3 separate regions of the Mus musculus genome follow, and all the other regions are linked to region 2. Evidence: chromatin loops called from intact Hi-C (ENCODE). Cell type or tissue: left cerebral cortex. All regions are shown on one strand.

The links. Hi-C counts contacts between places; a loop is a spot of excess contacts. Peaks named below come from ENCODE experiments on the same cell type or tissue, not always from the same donor. Only the 100,000 strongest peaks of a DNase experiment are listed, where the experiment ranks them.
Region 1: a loop joins it to region 2, with 2.4 times the contacts of the local background. A loop is called at or near these places in 8 of 42 quality-filtered maps.
Region 3: a loop joins it to region 2, with 2.3 times the contacts of the local background. A loop is called at or near these places in 2 of 42 quality-filtered maps.

The regions. Positions count from the first base shown.
Region 1 is chr12:82,260,238-82,268,237 of GRCm38, forward strand. It overlaps a transcript of Sipa1l1 not described here. Among named protein-coding and RNA genes, the nearest start is that of Sipa1l1, 47 kb to the right of the region's middle. In left cerebral cortex, no CTCF peak of the experiment used is centred here; DNase peaks (open chromatin) are centred at 3,984 and 5,835; H3K27ac peaks cover 1,053 bases.
Region 2 is chr12:82,167,772-82,175,771 of GRCm38, forward strand. It overlaps a transcript of Sipa1l1 not described here. Among named protein-coding and RNA genes, the nearest start is that of Gm30799, 100 kb to the left of the region's middle. In left cerebral cortex, CTCF peaks have their summits at 1,386, 2,548, 3,973 and 5,127; DNase peaks (open chromatin) are centred at 1,244, 1,537, 1,968, 2,440 and 2 more places; H3K4me3 peaks cover 4,480 bases; H3K27ac peaks cover 3,515 bases.
Region 3 is chr12:82,301,082-82,309,081 of GRCm38, forward strand. It overlaps a transcript of Sipa1l1 not described here. Among named protein-coding and RNA genes, the nearest start is that of Sipa1l1, 6.3 kb to the right of the region's middle. In left cerebral cortex, no CTCF peak of the experiment used is centred here; a DNase peak (open chromatin) is centred at 3,268.

The DNA.
Region 1 (8,000 bases), 92 kb after region 2:
GGTATCTCTTGAGTGTCTGTTGCATAGATTAGGGAAGCTCAGTGGCCCTGATGTCAGATAAAGTGATTACTCAGAGCGAAACTCAGTCTTGTTTGTTCCTTGGGAATTTTAATGTGAACGGAAGTTTGATCTTAGCCTTGCAGTTTCTGTGCTCTGGTCTGATGTGGGAAAGACTGGATCTCTCGAACTGGTTAACTGGCTGCCATCCTCTGCCCTGCTGTGCTTTCTCCAGGTATGGAGGCTGCAGGTTGAAGTAGGTAGGTGTCTTTCTTTTGTCACTGTCCTCTACCTTCCTTTTCTGAGCTGGGATCTCATCCTACCCGTCTGCTTGCTGAGCTTGCTCCTAGAAACCCGCTTTCCCACTCGAGCACTAGGGTTCCACGTGCACACTACCATGCTTTTTATGCTCATCCTGGGGATCCCGACTCAGGTGTGCATGCTCACAGGGCAGGCACTTCACCCACTTACGCATCTCTTTGCTGTTGTTTAATGGTTAAAGTGCCTATGTGCAGTGATGGCACACACCTTTGACACCAGTACTCTGGAGGCAGAGGAGCATCTCTATGAATTCTCACCAGCTTGCTCTACAGAGTGAGTTCTAGGACAGCCCAGGCCACAAAGACAAACCCTATCTTGAAAAACTTTTTTCTTTTTCTTTTCTTTTCTTTCCTTTTCTTTTCTTTCCTTTTCTTTTCTTTTCTTTTCTTTTCTTTTCTTTTCTTTTTTTTCTTTTTTTTTTTGTGGTGGTTTCAGATGTGCCTACTTGCTATCAGTATTTGGTGCTAGTGGTGTTAAACATCTCTGATTTTCACACTCTGGTTATAAAGACCTCCAACAGGTTTGGTTATTTTTTTGTTTTGTTTTTGTTTTTGTTTTTGTTTTTCGAGACAGGGTTTCTCTGTGTAGCCCTGGCTGTCCTGGAACTCACTTTGTAGACCAGGCTGGCCTTGAACTCAGAAATCACCCTGCCTCTGCCTCCCAAGTGCTGGGATTAAAGGCATGTACCACCATGCCTGGCTCCAACAGGCTTATTATTATTATAATAATTATTATTATTAACAGTTAATTGACAGGTATTCTTATTTGAAATGTTACTGGAAAATTCATATTCTCTCCCAGTTACTGTAGTAATTGCATCAAACAAAATATGCAACATACATCTTAGAGCTGCCAGCTGTAAGATCTGCTTTCTTATAAGCCTTTCTTGTACCTGTTTGTTTTAAAAGATTTTGTTTTTGTGCATGGTGAGATAAGTAACAGAAGCTAGTTTATATTTGATATTTTATGTGTAGAGGTGTTTCACCTGCTCATATGTCTGTGTGTGTTAGGCATGCCTTGTGTTCCAGGAGGTCAAAAGGGGGAATCAGATCTCCTGGAATTGAAGTTACAGACAGTTGTGAGCTGCCCTGTGGAACCCAGGTCCTCTGGAAGAACAGCCAGTGCTCTTAACTGCTGAGCCACTTCTCCTGCCCCTACTAGCTGCCTTTAACTAACTAGGGGAAGGAACAAAGGGACACCACTGTCGTTGGCATTTCTCTGACTTTGTGCTTTCCTCTGCATGTTTGTGTTTTAATAATAGCAAAACTGGAAGGAATCTCATGGTACTTCTGCTTTTTGTGTTTATTTACATCTTTGAATATTTTCCATCCATTTAAATAATTTTTGGAATACTATTTTGAATTGTCTTGTAATACTGCACCTTTGACTAATTTGTCTGATGTGTCATAGATGGAGACTCTATTTCTTTTGCATGTGCATTTAATAGAAATGTTTGTAATTACCTAAGAGTTATTGGGTCAGACCACTGGGATGGCCTTGGCTTCTTCATATCCCCTATTGATTGACTAGGGATAGAACCTATTGCCATTCCTCCTGTCCCTTTGCAAAACCATCTTTGAGTACCCTGACATTTAGCGAGTCGAGTAGACCTTGCAGAAGAAGGAGGGTAGATGTCTTCAGGAAATCTCACAGGATAGTTCGTGGTCTGCGATCTAATGACACTAAGCAGTAGCTTGGAACTGTAAAGGCAGCCATGGAACGTACCTTCTGTAACCTCTGTTGGAAGTGCAGTCAAAGGATGTCACAGGAAAGAATTCTTACAGGTCACATGATTCAAATGCTCAGAGCTGGACCAACGCTGTATCTGTGCTGCTGCATCGTCTGTGCCTGGAGCGGTGACGTCCTTGGAGTTTTCAGAGGCGTTTAGGCTGCATATAAAAAGAGTGGCAAGTGCTTTGCTCCTGGTTCTGATGACTTCTGCCATCACGGCAGCCTCAGTGTGGTGTCCTTGCCTGTGCTTTCACTTCTTTCCTAGCAGCTATGGGGACTTAAGGCAGCATGGACTCTTGGCTTCTTTGTTAGTGTATCATGCAGAGAATTACTTTTTCCATCTCATAGTCACTGGACTTAGGGCTCGTTATTGCAAGTCCACATTTCCCCTGGGTTTGTGGTGACAATGAGTGACATATAGTGTGTTCTGTGACTAGGGTGCTTTGTTGTGGCAGGTAGAATCCCTGTGAGGGAGCTGATGTGCAGGCAGCTTCTCTGCTTATGGATGGAGTGACTGAGAACACTTAGTGTCTAATGCCTGGTATTGTCTGCCAGCTGCCTTCCTTCCCTTCCTGCTTCTTCTTGGACCTTTGTTGTTCTCACTGTTGTCCTTCAGTGCTCACAGCACCAGCCACTGCAGGGACCATCACTTAGTTTCTGTGGACCACTCCAGCTGCTAAGGTCTCAGTGTGTGGGGTGTGGGGGCCTTCACCTGACCCACTGAGTGAACGCTTTTCTCTTTCTCTTAAAGACAGGGTAACTTCCTGGAGATTTGTACTGTATCAAAGGGTAATTGAGACTCTCACATGAAATCCTTACATAAAATTCCAAGCACATGCTAAGCTTAGCTGCTGACATGTGATGTCTATGTAAAACATAGCTCTCATCTCAAAGGAAGGAAGAGAGTTTATTTTCAAGCTAAATTTGAGTGGCTGTGGTCAGGTTGTAGACCTGAACAAACTGTTCTCATGTGAAAACATTTATTCATAAAGTTCATATAGCTATAAGACAACACCAAACCATAAATCCAGTCACTTTTTCAAATGCACTGGTGGGCCGGTCCCAGCAGGCAGGAATAGTTATGCTATAGGCCTTTATAGGATGCTGCGTAATGAACGGCATTTTCAGTTTGTGAGGAGTCTGTTAGTATCTTCTAAGAGTCTTATGTGATAGTCACGAGGGTGCCTTGTAAGATAGGCGAATGGTTGTTAAGAACATCAAAAACAGACCGAGATAGTCTGGTTCTGGATCTACGCCTCCCTCCAGTCAGGTCAGCCTTGTAGAGTCTTCAACATAGGTGTGGCTTTCCCTGGGGACTTGAGATCACAGTGATTAGTGATGATCGCACAGGTCTAGTTAGAGTTTCTGCGTGTGCATTGCTCATTGCTACTCACTCAGTGCAGGCAGCATGGCCTACCTACCTGGTTGTAGGAAGTGGCCATTTTGCCGGTTGAAGCTCAGGCTGGGTGTGTACTTGGGTTGTAGGGGTCATTGCTGAATGTAGCCTTCTTCTGAGGCTTGGGGTCTGATATCAGCCACCCTCTCTGATTATTACCTGGCTAATCCAGTCAGCTGCTTAACCTAGATTCCTGTCCTTGTCCTACTGGGCTGCCCCATCACGCCTGAGCCACAACACCCTGGGGCTAGCTTCGCTTTGAGGCACCAGCTAGCTCCTTTAAAATACCTTGCTGTAGCATGGATCCTGGAAGCCCTCAGACCCACAGAACAAGTGCACCATGGATTGTCAGAGTTGGGATTTCAGTTCCAAATGGGTTGAAAGACTTGATTTGGGGAGATTGAAGAAGTTTTTGCTTTAGGAAGTTCTGTTTCCCTTGAAAAGTAGCCAAGGCCTTTCTTAGTAGCTTGTCTTTAAATTTAATTGTTAAAGAAAGGCAGTGTAAAGGCAGCTGCTTCTGTCTTAGGCTGAGGACTGAGGTGGGTGTTCAGCATGGTGTTTGCTGGAGTGAGAGAGTGCTGGCTGGTGCAGAACAGCAGGTGTCCTTCCTGTGGCTGACTTCAGAGGGACACAGAACTGCTAGGGGTTTGGTTTTAGGATCAGTGGTAAACAAAGCAAGACTGTATGTAAGGGTGGAGCAGAAAACAGATTCCTTCCCTGGTTCTAGCTCTCTAGTTCAGTGAGGGAGGGTAGCTCAGCTCCAAAGCGAGCCTGACTCTTGTTTTCTCTGTGAACAAGTAAAAGGACCATGGAGCCTGGAGCAGAATTCCATTTTGACTCCCTTCTGAGCTCCCTGGAGCTGAAGTCACCATTTCCCCTCTTCAGTTTAAGATCTGTTGGTCAGTCCGTCTCCAGGCTATAGCTCTGGTGGCTCCACTGTGTGCATTGTCTCTTATCACTTACCCTACAGCAGACATGCGCAGTACTATCTGGAACCCTGGAGCCCTAGAGGACCATCTTTGCTGAGTTAGACACAAAGCCGTAGATATTAAAGGAGATCCAAGATGTAAATGGCCCAACATGGCTGTGCATAATATACCACAGGATGGGATTAGACGGGATAAATAGAAGTGATGTGTAGATAAAAGGGAAGAAGGTAGGCATCTCCAGAAGCAGAATTGTTCTTTTTTTTTTTTTTTTTGGTTTTTCGAGACAGGGTTTCTCTGTATAGTCTTGGCTGTCCTGGAACTCACTTTGTAGACCAGGCTGGCCTCGAACTCAGAAATCCACCTGTCTCTGCCTCCCAAGTGCTGGGATTAAAGGCGTGTGCCACCACCGCCGGGCCAGAATTGTTCTTTAAGTAGAACAACTGAGGGGCGTAGTCACTCCCCTGCAGTGAGACTGTGTGCCTGTGGCTTGAGGTCTTTGGGACAATACAAGATGGGAAATGGGGATCTTTGGGGTCAGTTCCCCTGTAGTCTGAAAGTGGTAGATGCCCATAGACTTGGTGTTTGGGTCTCCTTATAAAAAGCTTCCCTAGGTGTTACTAGTCAAGTTAACTTCCTGTAGGAGCATCTCTGTCCACACTTCACCAAGAACTCATCTCAACAGAGAAGACTTTAGCCTATTCAGAACTGTCCCCTGGAGAAGGTGGGCTTAGAGCTGCCATGCATAGATGAAAAAACACTTTACATGGTAGCAGATGCCTTTAATTACAGCACGTGGGAGACAAACACAGGCAGATCAAGTTCAAGGCCAGCCTGGTCTGTGTATTGAGCTCTAAGTCAGCCAGGACTTCATTGTCAAACCCTGTCTTCAAAAAAAGAGAAAGAGGAAGATGAGGAAGAGGGGAAGATGGTTTCGGCAAAGGCACTGACTGAGTGAATCATATGTAGATTACCCAAAGAGCACACAGCAAGGAAAGTGAAGTTCAAGGAGAAACTTCGGATCAGGAACAAAATGGCCTGAATGTACCATGTTGAAGATTGAGCCTGGGCACAGTGCATTTGGGCTTCTCTTTGGTGTCACCCTGGCCGATCCCCTTTATCTGCCTTTTTTGTGAAGGTTCAGAATCCTGTGTGGAAAGACTGAATGCCGTTGGGTGCCTCCGTCATGTTGTCCAGGAGGCTCTCACAGGAATCATCCTTGTTGTCACAGTAACATTTGACAAGACCCACAGAGGACTTGCTAGATACTTCCTGGTTCCTGTGCAGACAGAGACAGACTTCCCTCTTCTCAGCCCTGATGCTAAGTCCGTGTTTCTGTCCTGTACAGGTACTTTTCAGATGGTGGCTGGCTGCCCAGAAAGATGCTGTAGTGAAACTAGGAGAAGTTGATTTCCAGGTAGGCGGGGCTCCGGTGCCTCTGGACTTTTGCCTGGAAGTTGCTTAGTTTGATCTTTGTGGAGCTGGCCTGTGTGTCCTTATTTGAACAAGTGAGTGGTTGGCAGTAACAGATGGTCCCAAGGGATTGCTTCTGTTCTTTTTTCTCCTTCCTTGGAGAGGAGAAGGAAGAGCTGCTGCTTGTTTGAAGCTTTAGAGTCTCTAGATTTCCATGTTGTTTAACTCCCAGTTGGTATTGTTGTTACTGCATTTGCTTCTTGTATGTTATAGATTTGGAGAATTCCAGATCCTTACTGAGAAGTTTCATGCTGACAGTAATAACCATAGTGGCCATCATCACTTGACGTGTGCTTGGGCTTTGCTAAGCGCGTCTCCTATGGGTATTGATTGGAAGGTAATAAGGCAGATGTTTTCTGCAGCTCACACAGCTTCTACGCTGCTGAGCCAGAATTTGAACCCACATCTGTTTGCCTTTAGTATGCCTTCCTTGTTCAAAAAAAAATTTTTTTTATTGCCCTACCCCCTTCCACCCAGTACTAATGATGCTTCTCCTCTTCTGTAAAACCGTTGGATGCCACTCCAGTTTTACTCTAAAATAACTTTTGCTTGTCATGAATATTTTCTGTCTGTAGCATTCATTACCTATTGGCTTGACATTCTAGCTGCTCTAATCAAAACTCCTCCATTTATTGTTGATGCTTCTTAGAAATCATGTGTTTCTTTTCTCTTTGTACTGCTTAAGGGGAAAAAAGGAAATTATTTTATTTTACATGTGGTATCATTTTCTAAGTGGCAGTTCAGTCTAAGCAGCTTCCAGCAGTCCCCTGAGACAGTTAGATTCTTACACTGATCTGTAAAACAGCAAGTCAGGCTGTCTCAGCTAGGGACTCCAGGATGCAGGTGAGGGTGTAGGAGCCCAGACAGGGTTGTTATGAAGAACTCGCAGTAGATGTGAATCAGAATAGGGAGGCAGTTTAGAGGTGCAGTTCCTGGGCTGGCAACCCCCCACCCCCTATTTTATTGTTATGAGTTGTTGACATCTGTATATTAAAAGCACAGCTTAGTCAGTCTCAGGTCCTAAATACTACAGTGGGGAACCCTGTATTATATTCTGGTCTGCCAGCACCGGGGTAGGGTGGTATGTGCTATGAATCTTAACTCAGTAGCATGTCTAGACATCACCAAATGTGTAATTATATAAAGTCACAGCTAAAGAATCCTGGCCGAACGACTTTAATAATTATGGGCAACTTTGACATATTCTGTTACTTTGTATCCTTACAGTGTTAGCCTATTATTGTAGAAAGAGTTATTTTTAGATAAGACAGAATGTGTAAGATGTGTTATGAATCTAGTTTTTAAAGTAAAATGTATCTTTCTTCCAAACAACCTTACATTGTCGGTTTGTAGAGCCGAGTATAGCGGAGTAAGGACTGGTGCTACCAGCACTGTGGCTAGAAGACGCTCGTTGGATGTCAGAAGTGCTGTGTCCATCAAGTTTCTCCTCAGTGGAGACTGACTGACACTGTAAAGTACACTGCTTTAAAGACAGCTCCGACTCCCCGAATCCATCTAAGCTTCATTTCTGCCTTCCTCATGTAGTCTAGGCAGTCTGCTGTCCCCTCCAGCTTTCAGCCCTTAGTCCTCACGGGAGAGAGGGGCCAGCATCCTTTCCTCTTCCATGCTGTCCTCCCTCCAGTACAGTGTACAATGGACAATACAGTGTACATCATCAAGTTGTGGGTTGCTTAAATGTTGTAGATACACAGTCTATTTCTTCTCTTGAGATTGAGGTTTTAACATCTGTCTCTTCCAGTGGCTCCTTGTACGGTGTATGTGTGTGCCTGTGATGGTGTGTGGGTGTCTGTCTTTCTGTAACAGTCATTAGATGACATAGTTTTTAATAAGATATCTTTTTCATTCATGGCTACTAATCTTGTGTCTTGGGAAGCCTATTTTTTTGTCCTGAATATGTTCTGTTTTCTTCTGATACCATTTTGGCCCACAGACATCCTGCCGTGTTTCATTTTGGAAACTTCATGGTCTGGGCTTTATTGCTGCTGACTTAACCTGAACTTATCGCAGGCTTTGTGGTTGACATACTCAGTCCCGGAAAAGGTGCTCACACCTTGTGTAAGTGAGGATTTCAAGCACTCCGACAATTTGGTCCATGTAAGGTCACAATCTGTATCTAGTGCTTTGTTGAAAACCTT
Region 2 (8,000 bases):
AACATGTGGGCTACCCCTTGGTTTTTACAGTCTTAGTGTAAGAGACAGTAAATTTCTCAAGGAGCCTCAATTATTAGTGGCACAGAACCCAAGCCCCACTCTCTTGGCTCTAGCTACTATTTTTAATCACTGTGCCACTTAGGTTCCTAAAACAAAAATTTTCAGGCATTTAAGATGGCTCAGCAGGTAGAGGCACTTGTTTCGCAAGCCTTGTGACCGGAGGTTGATCTCCAAAGCCCACATGGAAGTGGGAGAATGGCTAACACAGGTGCTTTCTTTCCTCTACACTCTTGTCCAGTCAGGCACCTCCTTCTCCCGTCACACGCACGCATGCACGCACACAGACCATTGCCATAGGTATCCTAGAAGTCTTAACTGTTTAGTTTTCATGTAGTTAGCTCCTTTAGGTTTCTGTGTGTATGGGATTGAGTTATCAGTTTACCCTTATTGATGATTAGGGGTTAATTCTTTTTTTAAATAGTGAGTTCTGTTAATACACTGTGAAATTTATACTTATTCATCTTTGTTGACATCCAAACTTCATGCTTCTATCAACACCAGCATATTACTTAGTAAAACAAAATCACCACAGAAAAGTTTCTCCCATTTAGAAAGGAGATTTCAAACAATAGCCTTTTGGACTTTTTATGGATATTTGGGCTTTGCATGCATGTCTGTGCCTGGTGTTCTTGGAGGGTGTCAGGTCTCCTGGAACTGGAATTATAGTTGTTGGCCCACCAAATGGATGCTGGAAATTGAACCTCAGTCATCTGGAAGAGCAGCTAGTGCTCTTAATTCCTGAGCCATCTCTCCAGTTCCTCAATAGTGTTTTGTAATTAGGTATAAAGGTATAGTCTGAGGATTCATAATTTAAGTTTTGTTTCCTGTTCTATGGTGAATCTGGTTTTTGCAAAGAGAAAAGGAACATTGTAACCACGGGGGTGGGGGTGGGGGTGGAGAGAGGCTGAAACAGTAAACCAGAGCAGAGTTTCACAGAGTAAAATACTTGAGTAGTGCAGAAACTGACATAAATTCCAGGTACTCTTTGGGTTTAGGCAAAGTAAAGGAACTGCGGACACAAAGACGACTATTACCTTCATTTTCAATAACAGACTTACAATACCTAGTAGGTACAAAGCCTGCGGAGGCGCTGAGAATACCAACATGAGTGAGCTACATGCTCAAGGAGCCATCTCGTGGGGGCGTTAGGATGGGGAAAAGAAAGCATCGTGCGGGGGCTGAAGATGAGATTACACAGGAGGGCTCAGAAACTGAGCACATGGTGGACATTTACAAGTAGAGAGATGCGCTGGCTTCTAAAGCCCCAGAGCCTCTCTGGCCAAATGCGCCCACCTCGGAGAGAAGCAGGTCTACGGAAGCCCTACGTTCTCCTCCCCAGCCTCCCCTTCCCCACCGCTAGGCTTGGGGCAGCGGAGGAGGCAGGTGAAAACTGCTCCCGGCTGTCGAGTCGTCATGGCAACCAGAAGTTCCTCGGTCCTCACTCTCCAGCTTCCACTTCCCCCGGCCCGAGTTGGGCTCTAATCTCGCGAGACTTGCCTGCGCGCAGAACCCCGCCGCGGTGATCTCACCCGAGACTGAAGGAGGGAGGAGAGGAGGGAGGGAGGAGAGGAGGGAGGGAAGGGATGGGGCGGGGAGAAGGGCCAGTGCAGCGCCGCCACCGCCGGCAACTTTGTGAGCGAGTTCAGTACGTGCGTGAGCGAGTGAGCGGAAAGTCAGTGCGGCGCCGTGTCCCGGGGGGGAAGGGTCGGGGAGGGAGGGAGGGTGGGCCTGGGAGACCGCCCGCAGCGTGCCTCTCGCCGCCACCGGGGCTCCCTTTCCGCGTCCCCCAGCCCCGGTGGGCAGTTACCTGTCCCCTCCCCCGCGGCCACGCAACTCCCCCCTCCTCCCACGGCGCCCAGCGCGGTGCTCCGCAGCCGGGACTCATCCCCCGGGCGCCGCGCGCTCGTCCCCGGGAGCCGGCGGGCGGGATGGGGGGCTCGGGGGCGCGAGCCGGACTCCGGGCTCCTGCACAATAGTTGATGCCCGGGGACCAGTCGCTTCGGCCTCCGCGGCGCAACGGAGCGCGGCAGCTGCGGGGACCCTCTCGGAGCGAGGCTGGTGGCGAGCCGCGCTGATCCCGCCCCGGCGGCCCCTAACGCCGGGCGCTCGGAGCCTCGGATCTCCGCAGAGGAGGCGGCGAGCGAGCGCGCCCCGACCGTCTGCACGCTTTCTCTTTCTCCCCAGGGAGAGCGCGCGGACGACGCGCCCGGGACGCGCGGCTGCACCGGGAAGCCCAGGCCAAGCGGTAAGTGGCCCGGGAGGGCAGGGCTGGGAGGGGGGCGGGGCGGCACTGCTGACAGTCCCCCCCCATCACCCCCAATGGGCTTGGGGATTCGCGGACCGGAGCTGGACGGTTACAGCCGCTGAAAGTTTGATTTCCGATTTGGTGGCGTGCTGGGGGATCGCGGTCCCGGCGGGGGCGAGTCTGCGCTTCACCGTGCACGGCGCGCGCGCACGTTCTCACCTCAGGATCCGGATCGGCTCCCCTAGAGGCCCGGAGCCCCGCATCCCTGCCTGGTGGCCGTGTTCACCCTGCGGCTCCGGGCTCCTCGGAGAGATCCTTCCCCACCCGACACTCGGTGAGCTCTTTGCAGGTGTGCTGCAGGGGGCCAAGGTCCAGGGGGTTAATGGTGGGGAAAGGAAAGATTTGGCTGCGGGCTCGGGGGTGTTAATTTCTCTCCTGGGGAGATACTGGGGACTGAGATCCGGGGATGCTCCAACCTGCGATCCTTGGAGGAAGGAAACCGTCATAGGGTTGGAGAGGCGTGAGGATTTCCTTTAAAGAACTTTTTCTCCCCTTGCCCTTTCCAACTTCGCTCCTGACCTTAAAGGCAACTTGCCAGGTTCATAAATCGCTCCATGGCATTTCAACGTGGGCAAGCAATCGCGTTGGGCAGATTGAAATTTCATCGGGGCTCACCGAGTCCAAAACCAGAGAGGCACGGGAAATAGCTAGCTTTCAAGGGAGGCGTTGTGCTAGATTGTTGGCATTCCTCTTGGAAGGGGAAGCGTTTGGGGACTGGTAACTCGGAGACTGCCTTGGAGCTTTATGGATTTAATTATTATTATTTTTTTCCTGACGACTAGTTGAGAGGGCAACCTTTACTGAAATTCATACTACCTTGTACACGATTATGTTTCTAAACGCGAGCCAGTGATGCGATGCAAATTTCAGAGGGAGGTGTCGACTTTCATCAGGTTCCAGGTCTATCTGGATGAACTGGGGTTGGCGTTTCCTCTATAAATCGAGCCTTTCATGTTGAAACTCTGACTCAGAGTCTTAAAGCCATTTTTTTTTTTTTATACTGCTACTCTGTGGGAGTTAAGTGTCAACTTTCTCCTGCTTTCTCGAATGGAGTATCTCCCAGTGCAAAGGTTCTCTGGCTGATTCTTTTGGACGGCCACAACATTAAATGAAGCCCTACCAAATTGCTCTAGCATCGTCGTTTAGGCACGGGAATGATTTTCTGTATCTTGGTTTAACGACTTTCTCCCTTGTCCTTTCTCAAACGCTGCAATTAAACTGCCTTTACCAGGATGGAAAAAAAGCTGATAGGATTATGCAGAGCAGTTAAAAGGTTTAAGCAAAGCAGTTTATGGCCACTGATGTGTCCACCTATGCGGTGACAACCCAGTTATTAACTAGAATATTATTACGGAGGTATTTTCCCATGAAATACGTTATTGGTACAAAGGCATTAACAACAGTGATCTAAAATAACCTGGGTGATGGCTGGAACAGAGATGGTTGGGGCAAATCCCACATTTGGGGTGGCGACGTGCTTCAGTGTCACAGAAGATATTGTACTTTTCCTCACTCTTAAAGGATTCTTGAAATCGACTATCATTAATTAGATTTTTCCAGTTGACCGAGAGAAGGAACGGGTTTAGCAAGTGGCTGGAGACAGACAGTAGGTGTAGCTGTTAGCCTCTCTGCAGTTCCCGTCGTCACAGTCCTGGCGCCCCGGACTTGCTAGATTTGACTGTCAGGCAGTTAGTAAGTCCTCAGCACGCCACTAAAATGACATTCTGAGGTTAACTCTTCTTTTGACTCAGTTTTTCAGTGGTATTTCCTTTTATATTTATTTCATATTTGCTTTGAATGAAGTTTGTAGTATTGGTGTAGTCTCATTTGAAGAAAAATTTAAAGCAACTTTTTGAAGGGCTTCCTAACAATGTATGAATGTACTGTAGTTTGAGGATGGCTTGAGATTAGCAGTTATGCAGACTCTGAGGTCTTGGTTAACTGAGGTAAGGTATGCATATGTTGTAGTTTCAGTCGCAGTGTAAATTTTTAGTCAGTGACTTTTCAAATGCTCTCTTAGGGCACAGAGAGCAGTGTTGAGTGGACCCCAACTCAGAGCAGCTTCTTGGCTGGCTGACTTAGTGGAAGATTTCTGTGGTAACGAGAAGGCTTGCTGGCTCTTGCCTGGCTGTATTTTTTTTTTTTTTTAAACCAAAGGTCTAGTCATTGCACAAATGGTATGACTATTAATGAAGCTTTTCAGGTTACTTTTTAGATTTGAACCTTTTGCTTCACTGGCCAGATTAGAATGGTACCCGGCCCCCTTCTTTAACTCTGATGGAGCAAGCCTCTTTGTTCTGTGATGTGAAACACACATCACAGAAGCTGAATCTCAAAATTGGAAAAATGAAATTTCCCTGTATTTGTAACCTTTTGAGCCTTGAGAGGCAAGCAGTGTCTACAGAGTACCACCAGCAGAGGTGTTTCTCTTGGCTTCTGGGACTCCAGTGGTTAGAAGAATCATTCTTGGGCATAGGGGGCTGGACTGGTGGTCCAGGGACCATGGGATCACACCCACATCTGAGGGTGAGAAGTTACTCCATGTCCACGGTTTTGCATATGAGGCAGTTTTGATTTTCCAACTTCCTTAGAGGATTCAGGTGACCTGTCTTCAGAGGTGTGGATTTCAGATACCGACCTGCCTTGCCGCTTTCTGCCAGGGTGACCTTAAAACTAGCTGTACCCTTTCACTGTCTTGACTGTGAGGCCTGAGCCAGCTTTGCTGCAGAAATCAACTAGAATTTATGTGTGTGTGAAAATACGTTGTAACTAAAGTCTCCTTTGTAGTTGCGGTTTCTTACCCTTCCACTGGAGGCTGAAACTAGAAGGGAGTTTGAGCTCAGTTCCTTTGGCCCAGCTTTCCCCAGTTGGCAGGTGAGGCCCTCCAAACCCAATGGTATCTTATAAAGTTAGATGTGGCCAGCACTCAGGGTAGTCGGCCTTCCTGATCTGAACATACGTGTTCCTGGGTTTCACCTTTGGTTCTTTTCCTGCGAACATGTTGAAGTTTTCTCATACTTAAGTATTCAGTGATTATTAAATAAAATAAGGGCAGGAATGATAGCTTCGTTAAGGTTGAAAAGGTATGGAAGTAGCATCAATGTCGTGTAGTACATAGCTAAGCTATGGAAAAAGGAATCCTAGATTAAAATTGTTGTTGTTAATATTATTTTAAATATAGCTTTATCACCCCAGTGTCCTGATACTCTCTCCCTTAAGTTTATTTGCAGAAGAAAGGAATGGGGCCCATGAGAGGGTGGGAACAATTCCCCTGGGTCCAGCTTCCTTAAACATAGGTGATTTGAGCAAGGGACAGAATGTCACAGGGTAGTCTAATTTGCAGCCAGGTCTGGAATGAAAATCTGAGTGTATCTTTTGAGGGGGAGAAAACTTCACCTTCTCATCTAATCTTCCATCCATCTTCTAAGGTGACCCAGCTGCAAGGAGATTTTCTTTTGGGACAGGGTTTTTCACCCATTGTGCCACCCTGGCTTGCCTGGAACTCACCATGTAGATCAGGCTGTCCTTGAACTCACAGGTCTGTCTTCCTCTTCTTCCTGAGTACGGGAATGAATGTGTGTGTGTTTCATAAAAAGAACTAGAGTGAGACCCCAGGTTGGCATGGAGGGGCATTAGGGTCCTGGTGGTGCACCATAAGGAAGGTGACAAGTTGTTTCTGCAGGTCTGAGATAAGAGCTTCCAGCTGATGGGTTCTAATTGGTTACTTACCATGCTGCAATTCTCTCTCATTAGATTTGTAGTATGCCTAACTTGAAGTTGTGGGAAACAGGTAATTACATAGTGTTTGATGAGACACTATGCTTCCTGAGGAATGCTGGCTTGGTGATAGAGACTTGCTGGCTTATAAACAAAGGGGTCACTCAGACTGCTGGGGCTGAAAGGGCATTGAGCGGTAGTTTCTTGAGGTTCCTTCTTACTTCCTTGAGCTGAGCCGTTTACCCAAGTGTGAACAGGTGCGGTTATTGATTGTTTTGTGGTTCATTCAGAGCCCTGCTTCCTTTTATAATGAGTTCTGATCTCAGAAGATAGCTATTGAGAAATTAAAAAGCAGAGGGCTTTGTGCCAATAGCTCATGTTCCTGCAGCCTGGGAGTCTACTATCATTGGGTTCTTTATTTCTTCTTAGGCCTTCACCTCCTACCTCCTCATTCAGGACAGGAGGCCCAGGGTCTCACTCTTGCTAGGCAGTGCTCTACCACTGCCTTATACCCTCAGCTCTGACTAGTATCTTTTACCTAAGCCTTCTATATTACCTTCCTGTGATAATGTTATCATATAATAAATGTAGATTTCAGCTTGGCATGCTGTAAGCCCCTTGCATTTCTTTTCATGCACTCAGAAGCAGTTTGCACTGAGCTGTCTTCAGGGAAGAGTCCCTTTCTTAAGAGTGCCGGGAAAAGGATGCTCAAGATGTTTGCTGTCCTACTGCTGTCACCTGTGTGTCCCTAGGACTAAGTGGGAAGTCAGTGTTTTCTTAGCCTCACAAAGCAGAGTTGAGGGCTCAGTGGTGTAGAGGACTTGCGTAGCATTTGTGAGGCCCTGGGGTCAGTCCCCAGCATTCCTATCCTCTCTCCCCCTGAAAAACAGCCTACTGTGACTGACTCCCAAACTGTATCCTGCTGTACTCCTTGTCACCCAAAGACTGAGGGAAACACCAGTCTGCTCTTGAAATGCAGCTCTGTTTGGGGCTGGTCATTTTCCCCTTCCCACGCTCCCCTGGAGACTTCAGAAGAGCTCACTAGTTAGCATACTGGGCTCTAACTTCTAAGTAGCCTGTGGTTGATGTGTGTGCATTTGTGTGTGGTGATGGGGGTGGGGGTGTGACCCCTAGCTCAGTTGTGTGGGAGAACTATACCTAGGCTTGAATGGAGTTCCTAACCCTGACTCCAGATAGAGAAATTCCTACACTACTTCACAGTTTATTGTCATTTTTAAAATTAGGCCCTCAGTGCTGATGTGCGTCGGTAAAGGAAGGATGCCAACTGTATAAGGAAATGATGTTTCAGTGGGTGAGAGTCCTGGAGTACTAGCAGGGTCACAGAAAGGCTTGTTACAGTCTAATGCTTGCTCTGTTGGGATTGCTCTGGATCTGGCTTCAACGTACCGTATAGCCTGAAGCCCCTTGGGTAGGGTGTGTGCTGGGGAGAGAGGCCGTGAGGAGGCCTGGTTACTGCAGCCAGGCACCAGGGAAGCCTGGTGGGTGTCTTGGTAGGTGGTTATATCTTGCTTCTTTCCAGAGTGACTTTGTATGATCTTTGGATCTGTGTTAGTAGCTCTCTGTGGTCATTGAGATTTCACTTTGGATACGTGAAAGGGACAGAGCCCCCAGATCTTCAACACAGTTCTGTTTATTGAAGAAAGGTAGTTTAGAAGGAATCTAGAACTGGTTGCCTACAGGTAAAGGTCAGGCAATTTTGCAGTGTGGCTGGGACATGTCAATTCAGTTTGGTAATTGTATGATCCACTAAAAACATTGTACGAGAAACACAAGTGTATATAGTTTGGTGGTTTTAAGCCTACTTACCGTTTTGTGAAATAGAGCTCTAAGATTGAAAAACAAACAAAAAACCCAAAAACTTTTGTATCTGAAACTGTACATCATACAACTTTTACTT
Region 3 (8,000 bases), 130 kb after region 2:
GAAGTGTGGAGTTCCAGACATTGTGGACCACCATGTGGTTGCTGGGAACTTAACCGGGTCCTCTGTAGAATCAGCAAGGGTTTAACTGTTGAGCTCTCTCTTAAACCCCCTAGTTTAATTTTTTTTTTAATAAAACTATCTTTGCTTCTGACTGTTGCTTAGTAGAAAACTGTTTATCTTATAGTTTATTATGTTTAGATAAAAGTGTGGCACCTTAGTTGTCTTTTTTCCCTCTCATATATTTTCCTGCTCAACATCGTGTCAGGCAGTGGAATGCTATGAAATATGTGTGCATTATGCAGATTCATGATCTTCATTTCTCAGGATTAATCTGTTGAATAAGGGCCATCAGTATCATTTAATTAAAGAATCAGTAGTCATACTGAAATGCATATTTTATTTTATTTTATTTTATTTTTTGAGACAGGGTTTTTCTGTATAGCCCTGGCTGTCCTGGAACTCACTGTGTAGACCAGGCTGTCCTCGAACTCAGAAATTTGCCTGCCTTTGCCTCCCAAGTGCTGGGATTAAAGGCGTGCACCACCACTGCCCGGCTATATACTTTTATAGACCAAAAATAAAGTAGCTTGAAATTTGTTTTTTGTGGTAGTTATCTAAATAACTTGAACAAGGAGATAGTAAAGGCAAGAATGGGCCAGACTTTATTTCCCATAAGATACCAAATAGTGTATGTTGTTCAGAATAGGACTGTAGCTTTCACATGCATAGCTGTGTTGAGGTGGCAGTGTTATGGGTCATGTCTTATTTAAGCAGTGTTGAATAGAGAGGGAGCATTGTGAGCACCATGGTGAACATTTGCTGCTCTAATACTGTGGTTTCCTTTTAGATTTAGCTGGGGACCTCCAGTGTTTCCAGTGTCAGTACCCAGTGTTGTCACCTGAAGCCTAGGTTTCCTTCTTGGTGAAGAACTGCTGTAGACATTTTGTAATCATTGTATCTTCAAGAAGACAGGACGAAGCTTGGGGTGGTGGTGTACATCTTTAATTGCAGGTGAATAAGTCTATGAGCTCGGGCCCAGCCCCTAGTGTATACAGTGAGCTCCAGGTTAGCCAGGACTGCATAGTGACACCCTGTCTCCAAAACAAACAAACAAACAAACAAACAAACACAAACAGACAAAACAAAACAAACCCAAACATTTTCAATGAGATACATTTTGTAGACATAGTTGAATAATTCTTGAGGGCAAACTAATGAAACAAGTAAGGTGCAGTTTGCAACTCTAGTCTTTGCCTACAGGATCACTGAAAACCATTTCCCCAGTTTCTGTTTCTTGCAGGTCCATCAAAAACCATTTCTCCAGTTTCTTCCCATTCTTACTTTCAGTTTTTCTCTCTACTGACCATCTGACCCTATTTTCTGAACTTTAATTTTTAAAAATTATTTTATGCATGTGTGTGTGCCTGCTGCCTGCATAAGTTAGAAGAGAAGAAGTCATTGGGTGCTTTCAGGCTAGAGTGTTACAATGGTTGTTAGCTGTTGTGTGAGTACTGGGAATTGAATCTGGGTCCTCTGCAAGAGCAACAGGTGCTCTTATCTAATGAACTAAATCTTCACCCTCCATCTCCATGCAGCTGTAAATCACCCTTCTTTTCTTCTCTGCTCGTGGCACTGGCTCTCCTTAGAGCTGCTTGGCGAATTACCTGCCTTCCTTCTAAGTGCAGCTGTGAGCCCAAACTAAATTCACTTTGATGTCATCTGAGTATTGTCCAGCTTCTCTAATTCCAAGGGTTCCTGTCATCTCCACCACAGGAGTCCAGGAGTCTCTCCAAGACAGAGGACTGCCATAGGTATCATTATCACCACATGCCTGCTGTGTGTTGTTTCTTCTAAGTTCCACCAGGGAAAAGTGTTTGAGGGTTCATCCTCCTATAGTCTTAGGGGTCACTGTCTCAGCCACACTGGGTTCTGTCTTAAGTCAGTACCCATGTAGTTTCTCAGAATTTTCTAATACAAGAGTGTCTAAGACACTTCAAAAGGTCACAATATTAAAGACCTTTGTGTGTGTTTATTTGGTAACTGGTAGCTGCCTAATTATATTGGCTGCCGAATGGGGCTGGCTAATAGAGGAGTCAACCATGTGACTTTGAGGGGTTGACTTGTTAATCATGGATGGCCAATGATTTAGTCACTCATGAGTGGTTCCTGCAGCCTATGTGATGAAGCCCAGCCTCTAGAAGTCTCCCTGGAAGAAGCTTGTGGGCTGTTACTCACAGAAGGTGGGCAGAGTGCTTTCTCCCTCTGCCAAGCATCCTGTCATGTCTTCCACTTGGCTTTTTCTCAGTTGTTCCCTTTGTAATAAACCAATAATTGTGGTCATTGATCTCTTAAGTTCTGTGAACCATTCTAAGAAATTACTAAACTCTAGGCGAGGATTGTGGAGACCCAAGTATTTAACCTTCAGAAGTACAGAGAGCTAGTGTCCTGTTTGGCATATGAAATGGGAATAGTATTGTGGGAACATGGCCTTGCCTTAAGACATCTAAGCCCATGGCAGATACACAGGAGGTACATGGACTTAATTGTGTGATTGAGTATTACCAATGGTCATCAAGAATTGGGGAATTGGTGGTTGGGGGAAATCTTCAAACATAGGGTGCTGGGGTATGAGCAGAAGAAACAGTTTTTCCTTTAGCCTGGTGTTATCAGTTAAGGTGCATTAGAAAATCAACTAGTAGTTGTATGTATGAAAGAGCATGTTTATATAGGAATGTATATTTATGTGTACAAGGAGATTGGTTCCTGATAGGAAAAGAAGACTTGGCATAGGTACGTGGGGAAGTTAGTAGCAGAGACTAGCAGCTCTGGCAGGCCAGGCAAGTGCAAGGCAGGACTTTCTTGCCCTTTTTGGACTTTTGTTGGCCTTTCAGGAGATTGAATTGGAGGAGGGCCAACCACAGAACTTGTGGTAATTTTCACTAGTGTTGGTGTTAGCCACAACTAAAATACCTTCATCTAACACCTAGATTAGTGGGATTTGTTCTTTTCTGTTTGCTCTATCTGGAAGCCCAAGGGCATTGCATATGCCTCCCTTCTCCCCACCAATTCTAGATCTGGTTTTGACCAAATTAACTGAGCACTATCGGCTGGGCAAGTTAACACAGGAAACTAATGAACATACCCATGCCAGCTCTAGTCAGGGTAGAAAGATGCTATGTGATTGGTTAGGAGACCTGGGTTTTAGACTGCTGGTGCTAATGCCCTTAGCCAGCCTTGGGTGCTTAGCCTGCAGATGTTTAGCAACTGTTACGGTTTGCTGACTGCAGATCATATACAGTGCTGTCAGCCAGCCTTTCTGAGAGATGTCCTCCATTCCAGTAAATAGGACACTTAGATTTTGAGCCTGTTTTCTCATGCTTATTTTTAGTGAGAAGATTTGTATATTGGCTTGATTTCAAATTTTTCATAAAGAACCTGATTATTTAGAATTCAGGCCAAATGCACAGTTGTTACTGTGAGAGGAAAGCACACATTGCTTCTGATTTATTTATGTGTTCTGAGAGAAAGAATGGAGAATTCCTGTACCAAATCATATTAATAAATTCAGCAATGGTTTGGCTGATACTTAGTGTGTACCCTTGAGAATAAGAATTAGTGGTTTGCCAAAACATTCCTCTAGTGTATTCTGTAACAGTTTATTCTGTTAGCCTGAATATTTGCTTGTTCCATAAGCAGAGATCTCACCACCACTTAACAGTAGAGGGCCGGGAAGTTGCACTTTCAACGCATTGCTGTTAGCCCAGGCTGCCATTGATGCTTCTGTGTAACTCCCATCTGTCTTTGGATTTTGTACCTACTATCACATGTATAAAATATGGCCCTCAATCATCTGAATTCTGAACATCATTATACAGCCATTTAAACCCAAGGGAACTATTCCCTTTGACACCAAATTGAAATATGTAGCTTATAACTCTTTCGGAATACTAGCTTCTGTTACTTTAAAGGGTCCACGGAACCCCACTTTAGGGTGTTTTGTCTTTGCTTTTGTTTTTGGTTACGGGGTGAGTGCACCTGTGCACCTACCTAGTCTAGCCAGGCTCTTGCACCAGTTAGACCACGTGGCACACAGGAAGACAGCATTTGCTCCCACAGGTAGTTTCTTCCTGAGTTTTCTTTGAAGCTGTTAAACTTATGTGATGTGAGGGATTCCTCTTACTGCCTCTTTGACTGGATTTTAGCAGTGAACTATAAAGCTGAATGTCCATGAAGGTCACTCTGGTTTCTCTGAGAAACCATAGCGTCTCTATTTCCCGTTAAAGATCACCCATTTAAAGGAGCATGCAACACTGCTTGGAAAGGGGTTCTGAGGAAGTCAGTCCTGGGGATAAGCTGACAGCCTTGTGTTCTTCTCTTGCTGCCTCTCCAGAAAACACATCCAGATAGCTCAGCTCTCACAGGCCAAAGCAAAATCTTTTATTTACATATCAATTAAGTCATTTACTCCAGGTTCCTTTTTGATTATACCACCAACCTCCATTTTTTATCTTAACCCCTTGAAAAGACTCCTAGAAAAAGACAATAGACACATTTTTTTTTTTTAACATTGCAAATGAATTCAGAGACCTGCCTGCTCTTGTGAGTACAGACGATAAGCTAGCTGGATGGGATCTGCCCTGAGATCACTGTTCCCACCATGCCTGGGCCTACATTCTCTCTGTCCCAGACTGACTTTGAACTCAGGGATCTGCCTGCTTTTGTATGTTTCTGACAAGCTTCTCAGCTGACTTTGTTCTTTTAGTCTGTGAAGCTCTTTATACAACTCATAGTGCATCCTTATATTTTTCATAGTTGAGAAAGTATGTATTTTTGACCTCATGTTTTGAGAGTTCTTTCCCACAGCCTTAAGGGCTGTCCTGAAGGTCACAGCATTTACTTTTTTTTTTTTTTTTTTGGACATTAGATGCACCCTCACCTCCTGAAATTGAGCTACTGCTGATTAACATTGAGTCATTTATCTTGGCAGAGAGGACATTTCCTAATGACCTTGGCAGGGAGAATATTTTCTGAAGGAGGAACATGAAGTTTGTTTTTTGTTTTTGTTGTTTTTAAATACAAATAAACCTCATGCCCAGCAACCATCAACACTCCTGGAGACCACGCCCTGCTGGCTCTGCTCCAGAGGTGGGAACTGTCATGTCCCTTCCACATGGCCGTGCAGGACTCAGCTTGGCGAGTGACAAGGAGATAGCCCCCTTTAAAGGAGTCTTGTGGAGTTGCCCTATCAGCTTTCTTTTACTTGGGCTCCTTTTATGGGCATGCTTACTGTTGACACTTCCAGAGTCCCCATCTAGGGGACTGTATTTTTGTACATTACGTTTACCCTAGAGTGGATGAATCCGCCGACCCTCACCTTCTTTTGGTGTGAGTGTGAGTTCAGGACATACACTCCCCAAAGCTGTAGACTCCAGGATACTGCTGCACTGCATTAAGGGTACTTGAGTCTTCGGTGCCCTTCCCTTTTCCAGCAGTTCTCAACCTGTGGATTGTGGCCCATTCAGCAGTGGTGGAGTGAGCATGTTGAACCTCCTTTTCACAGGCATCACTGAAGAGCATCAGAAAACATGCTTAGAGTACAACTCATAATAGTAGCAAAATTACAGTTATGAAGTAGCAATGGAAATAATCTGATGACTGGGGATAGCCACGACACGAGGAACTATATTAAAGGCTCACAGCATTAGGAAGGTTGAGAACCACCGAGTTAAACCATAATAGATGTGCCATCAGCTCATTTTATATGTATTGAAACTCACGCTGGACAGTGAGCTCTGGGTTTCAAATTAGAGTTGCAGTTTGAGGAGTTATATTCTTCCAACTTCCATAGTGCTCTGAGACTGTTTTTAGCAGTCTCTCTTGTATCAGTGGTTTTTTGTCCTTTAAATAAAGTACATTCCTTAAGTGTGAAGAAAGCTTTTTTAAATGTTGCAACTGGACTCTGGGAATTTAAGAGTCTTCTTCAGTGAATAATGAGTGAGATCTGCAGTTTCGTTTAATTTTGTCTAGTGATCATGATATGGCCTTCAAATAATTTAAAAATTTAAGATTATGTTAATTTCTTTCATGGCATAGCACTTTTAGATTTTAATATACATTCAGTTTTATAGTTCTCTGCTAAAATCTATTTCACTTTGTGTTGGGATTTGTGTAGTTTGCAGTTTTCATGTTTCTGCCTTCTTGTAAACAGAAATGTGAGGGTGAAGTTGTTGGATGGTAGGATAGACCTATGGATCTGTCCTGTGTGACTGCACCAGGATAGACCTATGGATCTGTCCCGTGTGACTGCACCAGGATAGACCCATGGGTCTGTCCTGTGTGCTGCACCTTTGTATTCTAGAGCACCTGAGCATTTCATTGTTACACATCTTTGCTGTCCTCCCCTATCTGACTTAGCATTAAATCTAGTGATAGGCTAATGAAGGTACCTTTTATATTTCTCTGGCTGCTAGTTTGTTTGCAGTTTGGTATATTTGGATTTTGGTTGGTTGGTTTTGGTGGTGTCGCTTGAACCCAGGTCTTTTTAACACAAAGCAGAACACCCTGGCCCCGTTTCTCCAGTTGTTAAAGAGACTTGCTATCAATTCTTGTGTCCCTTTCTTTTCCAGCTTCTCCTGTTTTTCTGATCAGTCACTTGCCTCACCTACTTGTTTAGGAGTTATACATGCAGTTATTCATCTTAATGTTCGGTTCTTGCTTGTGACCTGCTACAGCAGAGAGAAATTATTAGTGCTTGTGGTTTTCTGCTGTGTATCGTTTACCTTTATGAAGCCATACAATATCTTTTATTATCTACCAAAAGTTTTATAATCTTGCCTTCCACAAGCAAGTTAGGCAAAATTAGGATCTATTTTTATACAAAAGGTAGAATGAGAATTCTGTTTAATTTCATGTGGATGAAAACAGATGTGTACAAGTATCATTATTAAATATTTCAGTGTCTGTATTAATCAGACATTCTTTCTGTGTAGTAGATAATAGTTGTGAGAGAGGACTGCTGTCCAATCCTGACCTTGCTATGGAGGGTTGGCGTTCTTCTTGGTCTTTTCTTGTAATGTAAAATTTATATACGGCTTGTTAAGTTTCTAAAAACAGCCTTGGCTATATTAGCTAGCTAGATAGATAATGGATAGATAATAGACAGTAGACTGATAGGTGGATGGTAGATTCATAGCATATAAATACATGGGAAAGCACACATGCATGTATGGCCCCTCTCTCCATCCAGTTAACATGCCTAGAAGTATCCATTAGTGCAGCAGCACCTGGTATCTGGATTATTATTTGTAAACACCATTCTTGGAGAAATGCATCACTTTGGAGGAATGGGTACTGTCAGGATTGAAAAGTACAGACGAAGACTTTGAAACATGAGATTTCAAGAAGTAAGAACTTAGGGGCTGGAGAGATGGCTCCCCATTTAAGAGCTCTGACTGCTCTTCCAGAGGTCCTGAGTTCAATTCCCAGCAACCACATGGTGGCTCACAACCATCTGTAATGGGATCTGATGCCCTTCTCTGGTATGTCTGAAAACAGCTACAGTGTACAAATATACATAAAATAAGTAAATAAATCACTTGGCATGCACGCACACACATTTTGTTTTGTTTTAAAAAGAAGTAAGGAATTGATTTAAGAATGATGGGGTTTTGTCAAGTGACCTATGGGCTGTCTTGATGTTTTTAGTGTTCAATTCCAGGCAGACTGAGCTCCCACAGAAACAATGGGAATAACTGATAGCAGTACAAACAGTGGTAGTAAAGGGTTAACACTGGATACATGACCTGAGTGATCATGAGAGCAGATCAGCTCTGCTGAAGGCAGGCAGTGCTTTGTCCTTCTCCTTTTTTTTCATATTCTATTCTAGGGAACTCCTTTATTCTCTTCTGATGTGGATACACATTGCAAAGGCTTCTAGGTTTTGGCTCCAGGGGCCACACTGCTCTGAACATTTCTGTTCATGTTGTTGGGAGATACATTGC